Regions from separate parts of the Homo sapiens genome. Here region 2 is linked to region 1. The links are chromatin contacts, found by Hi-C or POLR2A ChIA-PET in ENCODE. All regions are on one chromosome and are shown on one strand. Each heading gives the region's core, a stretch centred on a gene start or an enhancer-like site at or near the end of the contact. The rest is flanking DNA. Distances are from core to core; before and after follow the strand shown.

Region 1 (5,947 bases), core at 346-2,845:
AAACACAAACTATTAGACTAATTATAGTCATTACAGTTGTAAATTAGGTCATGCATTTCATTAAAAATTGACGCAGCTCCCTTTTTGAAAGGCTATGTCACGGAAATGCAAACTAGCCTTGTATATAGAACACTAAAATCATTTAACTTGAATTATTCTAATTACGATACCACAAAGATTAAAAAATACATCTATATTATCTCAGTCTGATAACTGGGCTGGGAAAAAATGTCAGTTTTGATATGTAACAAGATTGGTATGAGTTATTTTACGTGACAGTTTTATTGATTGATTTTTTTCATTTATAATCACTAATTTTGTGAGGTTTTCTCCCCTGCAGCAGTGGACTGAAAAAGTTAACATTTTTCTGGCATTTTTTAAGCGCTAAGAGTAGAAATCAATAGTTAAATTGACCTAATAAAAGATCTGTGCATCCTACTACTGTGACAAGAAGAGCAACAGAAAGCAACATGTATAGACTCTTAACAAGGCTCAAGGCACATTTTGGATTTGTTTTGCATATGAATTTAATAAGCATGAGACAGTGCTAGTGAATTACATTTGTTTTATTGAGTCTATTTAAGCCAGGATACTGTTAAGTAATAGACTGACGGTTTGTGGGAGCCAGATTCAGTAACAGGTCAGCAACAGACTTGCCACATGCCAAAAATGGGGTTATACTGGTTTCAGTTTGCTAACTGCCTAAGTAAACTTGTGTAGAATTTGCATTTTTTGCTTTGCAATTACTGGTTACTTCTCTTTAACATTACATTTGCATTCTATGTAAAAAATAGATTTTATATTTAATTCAAAATTTATCCAAATGTACTTACTCATTGGACATTATTTTTAAATGATAAAGGAACTTAAAAAAGTGATAGGATCAATATAGTAATAATTCTAACTCCCTTTTATACCCATATAAAATTCATTTAACTAGACTTATTCATTCAACAATATTGTTAAATAACCTAAAGGAATTTTTTTAAAGAAATAGTGTAAACATACAAATATGAATAATTTGAACTCCCTTTTATATAAATATATCTGTAGTCACTAACTGTAAATAATTTAAAAAATATATATGTACACACACGTGCGTGCACACACACACACACGTCATGCCTTAACAATGGGGATATATTCTGTGTGTCATTAGGGTATTTCATTGTTGTGTGTACATCATAGAGTATACTTACACAAACCTAAATGGTATAGCCTACTACACATCTAGGCTGTATAGTACGGCCTATTGCTCCTAGGCTGCAAACGTATACAGCCTGTTATCCTATTGAATACTGTAGGCAGTTGTAACATAATGTTATGTATTTGTGTATCAAAACATACTCAAACGTAGAAAAGATATTGTGTTGTGCTATGAGGTTATGATGTCTACAAATGTCACTGGGTGGTAGGAATTTTTCAGCTCCATTGTAATCTTATGGGACCACCATCATATATGTGGGTCCTTTGTTGACTGAAGCGTTGTTATACAGCTATTGACTATAGTTAGTGAAAAAATCTAGTTCTATGATTGGTTTTGTTCCCTCCTTTCTTATGATCACTATTCATTCAACACCTTTTATATGACATGCAGTTTGAAAGCACAGGGTATGCAAAAATTATCCCCGTTTTCGGTTGCAGTATCTGTTGCTGACCCAGATAACTTCATTTCCTTCAGCTGTGCTTTCATTTTCAACTTCTCTAGTTGGAAATAAATCCTCTTGTGTTGCCCCTTGAGGGAGAAATCGTTTAGCAGGAAATCACTTACTAATCACAGTTCATTAATCACATATAAAGAATACTTTATAAATGTCAACTGTCATTCATAGAAAATGTATGTTACCTTGAGGAATGTCTATGAATTACTTATTCATTTTCATTGCCTTTCACACATTATATTCCTTAGGAGTTTATTAATTTCAAATATAAATTGACTATGACTTATACAGAGTCTTGCAAACAAGAGAGATAGCAGTTTTGCACCTTTTCTTTGATTTACTTGTTATCTTCCTGGTCATGTAGTTAGTCTGTTAAAGTCACTCTGCCTGTATAGCTTGTTGAAGGTTACAGGCAGTGGAGTGCTGGAACTGGTTTATGTCGAGACCTCTTCCCAATTCCATGTTCAATGATGTCTTTGTTGATAGCTTAAAATTGGCTATGGTGAGAGCGTTTACACTTTGGAAATTGGCAGATGGCAACCATAGTTCTCTCCTAGACAACCACTTATTAAACCTTTAGCAGCACTCACTGTTTATAGTGTTCTTTTTCGTTTTTTAAAAATACTTTTATTATGAGGAATAGCCATGTAGAATTTTATTTCCAGATATTTTGTTGTTTAAAACCCTAAGAACATCACTCACTATACCAATTGCCAACTGAGTAACTGGGAAAGTTACTTAGCTTTTCTGTGCCCAAATGTCCTTATCTGTAAGACGGGGATGATAATAATAGCACGTACCTTGGGATTGATGTGAGGTTGAATAAGAAACACATTTATTTCAGTGAATACATAATGACCTGGAATGAATACTCAAATAATGCTACCTGTTATCTCTCTGTACTTTAATTAATAGATATTTATTGATCCCTTACTAAGTACTTAGCATTTTGCCATGTACAGTGGGTCATCTACTGAGACTCAGTACCTCCCACATCAAGTTATTAGCCACATTGACCTGTGGCAAATGACTTCTTTTGATGTTCCCATGTAATGCCACATACCCGCCCCCCCCCGCCCGCTTTTTTTTCATTTGTTTTTGTTTGTTTTTTGGTCTTTCTGCCTGGGACTCTTTTTTCTTCCTACATGAGTTTTGCAGACCTTTTCCATGTTTATATATGGCTCATACATTCCCTCCTCTAGAAAGCTTCTCCTCACTCTAGACCTGGCCACATAACTGTTTTGCCTCTTTGCTTATGTAGTTTGGAGTATGAATCATAATAATTATGTATCTTACTCCATCTCTGCATTTGATTCCACAGCCTACGACTTACACCTTTGTGTTCTTAACCTCTTAGTAAGAAATGCCTGACACGTAGTAGACTGACTAGAAGTGTACATTGAATGTTTGCTGGTTAAAGGAATGGAACATGGACTTCACTCATAGAGACCTTACTATTTGGTTGAAGAGATAATGCATACACATGTGACATGAAGGTAAACACAAAATATATTGAAGATATCTGTATTTTATTTTTTTTAGTTTATAGTTAATTTTTACATACTATATATTTTTGTAGTAGGTAAGTCAATTATTTTCATGCTACAGATATGGACATTTATGTATTTATGTACAAATACATTGATTTAGGTTATCTAGGCCAGATTGTAAGTAGCAAAGCCCTGTTTGTAAACCAGGTTTTGTGACTTCAGGTTAGAAATATTAAAAAAAAAAAAAAATCCTTAATTGCTCTTCCAGATATGAACTCATTCTTTTTTTTTTTCCCCTGTGATTTCTGTCTTTTTTGTTTGTTAAGTTTAAAAAATTTATGGCAATTTTTAAATGTACATAATATTAGAGAAACAATATAACAACCCCCTCCATATATCTATCAGTCAGCATTTTGTATGCATGTATCCGTATGTGCATCAGCCAACATTTTGCCCTTTTTGTTACCTTTCACACTCCTTTTACCCCTGTAGCATGTTAAAAGAAGTCTCAGACATCCTATCATGTCACTTATACTTCTTCAGTAGTATCTCTGACAGTTAAGAACTTATTTTAAATATAACTCCATTTCCAAATCTATGAAAATTGACGACAATTTTATTGTATCATTTGATAGCCACTTTATGTTCAACTTTTCCTGATTGTCACAGCAATGTCCTTTTTTAATAGGTACGTTTTTCCAGTTAGCATCTATGGTGTCATTTAGCTTGTTCTTCCATCATCCTTATTTTCTGTAAACTGAAAATTAGAGTCGAGTTTAACTTTAATGTTATTTATTATTATTTGGGGGGAACATTTCCTGGAAGGTTCTGTATACTTTCTATTTCATCATATCAAGAGGACATAATTTTAGTAATCCCTGCTTTTAATGATGCTGCAATCTATCAGTGAATCAGATTGGCCTGGGCCAATCCTTATAAAGTTCTCCATCAGACTTGGATCCAATGATTTCACCTCATTGTTGATCATTTTGTAGCCATGATATTTTTTAGAGTTTGCAAAAATGGTGACTTTTAATTATATAATTTCTGCTGCGTTTATTATCAAGAATTTTTTTCATAAAGATCTTTTCATAGTAACTAATGGTCAACTTCAAAACATAGTTTATATCAGAAAAAGGGAAAAAATGCATGATATTTATCAATTTTCAGAATCAGATATTCTCTTCTAACATAAGATCTAAATAAGCTTACACATATAATCAAGGATGCCAGTAAATTTTTCTAAAAAATTTTTCCCTTGGGAAAATTATTTATTTATTTATTTATTTATTTATTTATTTATTTATTGAGACAGAGTTTCACTATTGTCTCCCAGGCTGGAGTGCAGTGGTGCAATCTTGGCTCACTGCAACGTCTGCCTCCTGGGTTCAAGTGATTCTCCTGGCTTAGCCTCCCGAGTAGCTGGAATTACAGGCATGCACCACCATGCCCAGCTAATTTTTTTGTGTGTATTTTTAGTAGAGATGGGGTTTCATCATATTGACCAGGCTGGTCTTGAACTCCTGACCTCAAATGATCTGCCTGCCTTGGCCTCCCGAAGTGCTGGGATTACAGGCGTGAGCCACTGCGCTCGGCTGATAAATTATTTGAATTGCTTCTCCTAATTTTTTTTGATTAATATGTTTTGATAACATTGTTCCTATGGTAATATTATCAAAAAAGTTTTCTTTCCTTCCTTTTTGTTTATCATTAATGTGCCTCTGTATGGTTGAATTTATTTACTCAGAAGATATTTATTGGGCATCTGTCTTTTTTTATCAAGCTCTGTGCTAGTCCCTGAGGATGTAGATATGAGCCCTGCTTTTTTCTTTTCTTTCTTTCTTTTTTTTTATTTGAGACAGACTCTCACTCTGTCACTCAGGCTGAGTGCAGTGGCATGATCTTGGCTCACTGCAACCGCCGCCTCCTAGGTTTAAGTGATTCTCCTGCCTCAGCCTCCTAAGTAGGTGAGATAACAGGCATGGGCCACCATACCCAGCTAATTTTTGTATTTTTGGTAGAGATGGGGTTTCACCCATGTTGGCCAGGCTGGTCTCAAACTCCTGGCCTCAAGTGATCTGTCTGCCTTGGCCTCCCAAAGTGCTGGGATTATAGGCTTAAGCCACTGTGACCGGCTGCTTTTTTCCTAGAATATATAGTTTGGGTTTCTTTTCCACTCGTGATGTGATTTAAAAAATTGAACCTGTTGTATATGAATGTGGTTTTGTAAACTATAATATTTGGTATCATATACTATATTTTTTTCTATATATATATATGCTACTATATAGTCATATAGTAGCATTTTTTTTTATAGCTTTCTTTGGAGTTCTTGGTCTTAGTGTCTAAAATAGTGGCCATAAAGGAATTTGGAAGTTAAGTTGTTCTTGCTGACCCAAAGAAAAATCAGATGTTTCTGTTTAGGACACTGTATGTGACAAACAAGGAAGTTTTTATTAATTTATTTTTTTGAAGAAGAATTGATGAGAGAATAATGAGAATTCCTCCAAGATTAAAAGTAAATTATAAGATCCTGTGCTATTTTAATGTAAGCCAACATTTGAATTTAATTTGACTTCTATTTTCAGTAAATTAGAGTGAAATTTTAGGGATGTCTTTATCTCCTATAGTGTGTGTTTTGCCAAGATTTATTAAGGGTAATTTTGGATTTTAGAAAATGTACAGTTTCTAAAGGCTTGTGAACGTTTTATATTGATAGAAAATGTAAGTAAGACTAGTAACACATTATTTTCTCCAAAGGATCCTGTGACTGACACAAAAAATATGATATAATAT
Region 2 (6,717 bases), core at 1,714-4,213, 53 kb after region 1:
ATGGTGATTTAATGGAAAACTTATCCATGTTTACATATTTTAAAATTAGATTTATAAATGAAGATTTTCAAATATGTACAAAAGTAGAGAGAATAGTGTAATATACCATAATTCAGTGTTGATGATTTTCCTTATTTATTGATCTTGTTGCTTCTATCTTCTCACTTTTTTGGGAGGAGGGAATAGGCTAGAACATTTTAAAGCATATCTTAAATGGCATATAATTTCTTGTGTATATGCATCTTTTACATATAAAGGCTGTTTTAAAAATGAGTTGCTGCTTTATAGTTTCTTCTTTAGAAACATATAAGATTAAAGATAAAAGAAATAGAATAGGGAAATAGCCTAGCTATAGAAACAGCACTTTTAAATTTCATATGTACAGTGATTTATTATTTGCAAATCATCTACTTTTTAAAAGTATGATACTTTATTATTTGCAAATTATTTAATTTTTAAAAGTGATTTTTGTGGGAGGTCAGAGTTGGATGGAGAAGGGTCATTTTCATTTTTGATTAGAGGATTCTTGTAATGACCTGATGAAAACTGCTCTGAGGGCATCTTCAGCTGGAAAGTATGTATTACTACTTTCTGTAATCAGGGTCAGCCACCAGTGTCTCCCAGGAGCACAGCAAGTAGTCATTTCCCAGCTCTATTATAAATCACTAAGTAATCACACTGCAGTGTCTTAAACCCATAGAGTTGACAGATATGCCTGGTATTCCCCTTATATGCCGTGACCATTCAAACTAGGGGGTCAACTTGGACTCAAAGTAAGCTGACTGAAAAATGGGCAGCATACGAATACCAGGAAAGTGAAATTGAAGTCACACTTATTAAATAATCTAGATCACATTTGCCAAACAAAGTGTTCACTGTGGATCTGAAACATGTAAAAATAAATGGAAAAGTAGAGGAAGGCTTCAGGGATGCTTGAGCTGTTTCTAACATGGCATGTATAAATTGCCACACCCACTGTCTTCTGCCCACTGGCGGCAAATCCTTTGTGTTCTCATAGGTCAAAAGAGGACTCAGGAAATGGAAGTAATTATTTTTCCCATGAGCAAAGAAGAGTTGATTTCATTATATTATTTCTTGGAACTTGTCTGTTATTTTCATATTTTATTTATGTGGCAAAGAAGATATCTTCTAAGACATGCATATTATAAGAAGTTGAGGTTATTTTTTGTTTGCCTGTTTGCTTTTTTTTCGCGACAGACTCTTGTTATGTTGTCTAGGCTGGTTTCAAACTCCTGGCCCCAAGCAGCCTTCCTTCTTCAGCCTCCCAAGTAGCTGGGATTACAGGCGTGTGCCACCACACTTACCCAGCGGAGTTGGGGTTGTTAAGCTACTTTTGAGAATCGTTGTATTCTGCAATGAATAAAGATGGGTTTGCCCAAAAGAAATTTTTTTCCTCAAGTAAAGCATTGGCACTAAAAGGCTCCTCTTGACAATCTGTTTATAGCTATTCTCACAATTAAGTGTGGAGAATTAGATTAATTCCATTGAAATCATAAATGCACTGCAATCTGTAGATTATCAGTTAGTTTAGATAAACACCACTGATTACTGTTGAATTATGCATACAAATATTTATAGCATCTTGTATAAGGTACTTGTAAAAATAAATAATGATTATAATAATAAAGATTTAGATCTGGGTGTGGTGGCTCATGCCTGTAATCCCAGCACTTTGGGAGGCCAAGTGGGGAGGATCACTTGAGGCCAGAGTTCAAGACCAGCCTGAGCAACATAGTGATTGGTATTAGGTCTTCTTCACATGTTTGGTAAAAATTCAGCAATGAAACCAGTAAGCCCCAGGCTATTCTTCTCAATATCTACAAACAAAACAAAAAAGTTAGCCAGGTCTTCGATGTGTGCCTGTAGTCCTAGCTACTTGGGAGTCTGAGGTGGGGGGATTGCTTAAGCCCTGGAGGTTGAGGCTGCAGTGAGTCGTGATTGCTCTGCTACACTCCAGCCGGGGTGATGGAGCCAAGACCTTGTCTCAAAAAAAAAAAAAGACTGAGTACTTAAATTTCTATATCTTTTTCCATCTTGAAAGGAATATTTTCCAACTGGTTTAATACTGTTGTTTAATAAGAATAAGATATATCCTTAAATTAAACAACAGTATTAACCAGATTTTGAGATGCAATGTTAGCCACATTTATTTCCCTTTAGCCTTCAGAAAAATCTAAGTTTAGATACCAATTCTTTGTTTCCTGGATAAATTTCTCCATTTTTCTTTATATATTTCTGCTCAGAACTCATACTGTCAGGCCGGTATCATACCCATGGTATCTTATATTCCAACTATAAGATGCATGAATATATTAATAAGTTTTTAGTTTTAAGTGTAGTATGACATACTTTACAAAAGTTTTCAAGTTCAGAAATAGTTTCTATTTATGATAGAAATATTTAAAATGTAAGATTTTTTTCTTGAGAAAAGACTATATTTTGTTAACTTTTTCGGATTATACAAGTATTTGACTCAGATGTCTCAGAAAAGTCTCACATATTATCTCGAGGAAACATACATTGAATTATGCTTTAATTGTTTATCTCCATTGTTTTAATCTTTTGTCTAATACAGTGATATAGTTTTCTCTTCATAGTTAGACTCTCTTAAAAAAGAAGCTCTTGAGAGTGTAGTTATGTGTGGTTCATCCGTAAAATAAGAAGCTGTTTTAGAAGTAAAATGTGATGTTTATGGTGGACAAGACTTGCTGACTAATGGTTGTTGGAAATTTTCCATTTGTCAGATTGTTATGTAGATGATCATATATTAAATATAGCTAAGAGGAGAGCAAAAGCCCAAGGAATCTAAAGAACATTTTTTTTTGGCTAATAGTATGTTTTTAGGAATAAGAGCTGCTGTAAAGAATGCAGAAGCCTCATGTCATTAGCTGCACGTCCATCTCCTAGCAGATGAGCTGAGGGGTGCCACGCACTCTCTCTATATATATACGCACACACACACGTGCATGCGCACACACACACATACACACACACATACATATATATCTCTTCTTGGGGAAAATGGGTCTCGCTGCTTCACCTGAAGTCTGCATGCTTTTTGTTCCCTATTTTTTGCTAGTTTCATTTCCTCACTTCCTCTTTTCCCTTTTGTTCCCTTTTCCCCGTACTTCCCCTAGACTTAAAATGTTACATGAAGTTGAGTTTGTGGCTAGTGATTTACATGCGAACTTGTTGTTTTAAAACAAAGCCCCAAAACTGTGGCAGTGAGGATAATACAGCAAAAACAGTGAGGCTATTCCAAGTAGTTGAAAGATTTTCATTGTGAGTGAGAAGCCATTAATGATGGTTGTGGTTGTTCCTTTTTTCAAAGGTTTTCTCATTTTTGATAAGATGATATTTTACTACATTTAATAGAATTATGCTTAGATAAGATGCTTTTTTCATTGAATTGGCCTGGTCCTTGTTTTTATGTGGGCCTTTGAATCTGGGTTGATTTGAAACTACCTACTGCTGTCCTCTATACTGTCTGCAGAGACCTGAACCTGTAGATCATATAGAAGTCGTGTAATAGCTAGGACCCATCAGGTGGTTATAGAACCGAAATTAAATTCAAGCCCCAACACCTCCACTCGTCAGCCATAGACCGTTAGTAAATTAACCTGTTAATTTATATTGTATTATCTCTTATTTGGGGACAATAAAAGGCCTATTGAATAGAATTTTAGGGTCTAATACATGTGAAGCTCTTAGAACTGTGTATAGTACACATTATATAGCAAGAAATGTTTGTTGTCATTATGTGTTCAAAGGCAAATTGTTGATGGAATTGAAACCTATATTGTGACACACATTAACATATTTGGAGGCCACATTCATGTTTCAGAATCTTTGGTATTGTTTAAAATTATTTAACATTGAGTAAATTAACTGACTTCTACAGTGACCTAAATTTGATCTATGATCAGATCTATCATGTTAATCTATTGTTTCATAATAGGTTGAGCTATCAAATGATGGACACAAGGATAAGGTATAGGAAATCTTCGCTTACTGTCTTCCGTGGATTCTTGGAAACTATGACTTGACATGAAATGGAGTATAACAAAACCAATTGTTTTTCTCATTAGTGTTATAACTAAATGACCTTGAAGGAAACGATATTATTTGAGGACCTGCTGTATATTGTTTTATGTAAAGTAACAGTTTCTAAGAACCTATTGGTGATGTTAAGTGAGGACTAACTATATTAAGAATGTTTCAGGCCATGTGGGATGGCTCATTCCTGTAATCCCTGTGCTTTGAGAAGCCAAGGCAGGAAGATTGCTTGAGGCCAGGAGATCGAGACCAGCCTGGGCAACATAGCAAGACCTCATCTCTACAAAAACAAAACAAAACAAAAAAACAATTCACTAGGTGTGTTTTCTAGCTACTTGGGAGGCTGAGGTGGGAGGATCACTTGAGCCTAGGAATTAGAGGCTGAAATGAGGCACAATTTCACCACTGCACTCCAGCCTGAGTGATAAAGCAAGACTCTATGTCTATTTTTTTTAAAAATTAATGTATGTTCTAGCTACTCAAGAGAGATATAGTAATGTACTTTTTAAAAATATTTCTATTTTGCATGATAGCTCCTACCAAGAAACGGGTACAATATAATGCAACAACATGTTTTTAATGCTACCTCTCTATATTTATTTAGGTAGGTAATAGTATATTTCTACCTGGTATTTATGTAATAGCTAGACAGCTTTTTGCAAAAATCTTTTTAAATGTACTTATATCATTACTTTTTCCTTTGAAAGATTTTCTCTTTGAAATCTTCCAAGGCTTTTTACAATTCCAATAATATCAAGAAATCATACCCAAGATACTATTTTGCATCATTATTGAAACAGGAGTTTTACTTTTTATCCTTATGTTATTTATTTATTTTATATTTAGAGACAAGGTCTTGCCCTGCTGCCCAGGGTGGGATACAATGGTGCAATCATGGCTCACCGCAGCCTCAACCCATCAGGCTCAAGCAAACCTCCTATCTCAGGCTCTCAAGTACCTGCAACTACAGGCACATGCCACCATGCCTGGCTGATAATTGCATTTTTTTAGAGATCAGGTGTCACTATGTTGCTCAGGCTGGTCTCACACTCCTGGGCTTAAGTGAGTCCCCCTCCTTGACCTCCCAAAGTGGTAAGATTACAGGTATGAGCCACCATGCCTGGCCTGAAGTTTAAAATGTATGTTTGTAGTAGACTGAATACTCTATCAACTATATTTTGATTTGTAAAAGGGTCATCCTGCATGTTTAACATTAACAAATAATCTCAAACTAGATTAGAAGCAATGGAAATTAATTAAAAATTTGTCATATAAAGTCACCACTGACATTTTTGATAATTACCCTTGGGTTTCTCTTGGCAAATTGATAGACTCTACACTGAAGCAGGAACTCCTATATATTTAGCTCTCTGCTTTTAATGTGGCTATTTCTGAAAAATATTATCAGAGTTTTCTGTCAACCAATGATCATTAATATTTGGTGATTACAGCATTTTCCCTTGGAATAGAAACCACCTATGGAGGTGTACAGCTTTTCTTACAGGTTTAAATATTAAAACTATTTTAGCCTTTCTTTGGAACTATTTTGACTATGAGTTATATTTTTGGAAAAATATATTTTCCTTTCTTGGGGACCTTTCCAAATTGTTCAGAATTGTCTTCATTAAATTAAAGCACTTCTGTTTATGCATTTCAGATGCGTGTGCATGTCACTACACGTTCTTATAAGCACTGACGTAATACTTTCTCCTTCTGAATATTGATATGTTTTTGTTTGGCATTACACAGGCAGAATCTCAAAAATTTTCTAAATGACATCTACATTTAATAATTGCTGCAAATATTGTTGTAGAATCATGAGGTTGCAGTAGGGTTTTGTTTTGTTTTTGAGAAGTTTTAAAATTTGTCTTATTTTGCATTTTTTTTCCCTTTAGTTAAAGATTCAGATGAACAATGAGTCAGAAGATAGGTTAAGCTTTTCCGCCTCTGCTCCATTGGAATGAGATAGACTAATTTCCTTGGGATAGATGGAGGCTATTTATATAGGATGTTTATACTATAAGGCAATTAAATACTTACTAAGTAGATATAATTTCTAAAAGTAAAACAGAACCTAGAACCACAAGACTGCTATTCCTAGCCCAGATAAATTAATATTAATTCTAAACCTCAAAGATCTTCTTAAAGATTGCTAGATATGAAGATTTTTATACCATTGCTCAGTAGTACATAACAGGTTGTATAACCTTGTGATGAAGAAATTTTCCTTCCCTATTCGTCACTTACTGTTAGGTTCTCTGTATTTGGAAAGTCTCCTTTTGTTACAGATTTGAAGTTTGAAGATGCATCATAAAGTCTAAAAGTAGGAAATGCCCACAGAATTTAACATTAACAGTTGTAGAACATATTGAATACCTAAAATACAGTGTCTGAGTGATTAGAGAAAGAAAGTGGAGTATTTTGAGAATTTGACACGCTCCTTATCTTCCAAATTGCTCAAATCTGTTTCCTTGTATCTAAACTCAAAGTTTATGGTAAGGTCTAAACGGGCATTGAGCCAGATAGAATGGAGAGAATGAGAAGAAAAGGGGAATCGACAGGGAAACAGCATGAATGGAAAAACTTTCCAATTGTTAATTGATTACTAGATGTAAGCCCCTAAAGAGGTATTGAAAGAGG

The links. A loop is a pair of places that touch in the nucleus more often than their neighbours do. ChIA-PET counts read pairs that join two places held with the same protein, here RNA polymerase II (POLR2A). Pooled maps may share reads with other maps.
Region 2: a map with no recorded cell type shows a loop between it and region 1 (3-fold over the local background). The contact joins two enhancer-like sites. A Hi-C loop is called at or near these places in 17 of 168 maps with a recorded cell type or tissue (CD4-positive, alpha-beta T cell, CD4-positive, alpha-beta memory T cell, CD8-positive, alpha-beta T cell and 11 more), 11 of 37 single-sample maps with no recorded cell type and 18 of 50 pooled maps. POLR2A ChIA-PET finds 5 or more read pairs at or near these places in 17 of 52 experiments (A549, AG04449, BJ and 14 more).

What each region holds. Positions count from the first base shown.
Region 1 is chr3:152,322,361-152,328,307 of GRCh38, forward strand. All of the region lies in intron 2 of MBNL1 (muscleblind like splicing regulator 1), which reads left to right. Among named protein-coding and RNA genes, the nearest start is that of MBNL1-AS1, 56 kb to the left of the region's middle. RefSeq lists an enhancer at 1,355-1,404. Within about 2 kb of position 1,596, at least 6 of the 41 ENCODE cell types and tissues checked have a DNase peak (open chromatin) inside an H3K27ac peak, as active enhancers do; they include CD8-positive, alpha-beta T cell and natural killer cell, where a contact is called at or near this core.
Region 2 is chr3:152,373,813-152,380,529 of GRCh38, forward strand. All of the region lies in intron 2 of MBNL1 (muscleblind like splicing regulator 1), which reads left to right. Among named protein-coding and RNA genes, the nearest start is that of MBNL1-AS1, 110 kb to the left of the region's middle. Within about 2 kb of position 2,964, at least 14 of the 41 ENCODE cell types and tissues checked have a DNase peak (open chromatin) inside an H3K27ac peak, as active enhancers do; they include CD8-positive, alpha-beta T cell and natural killer cell, where a contact is called at or near this core.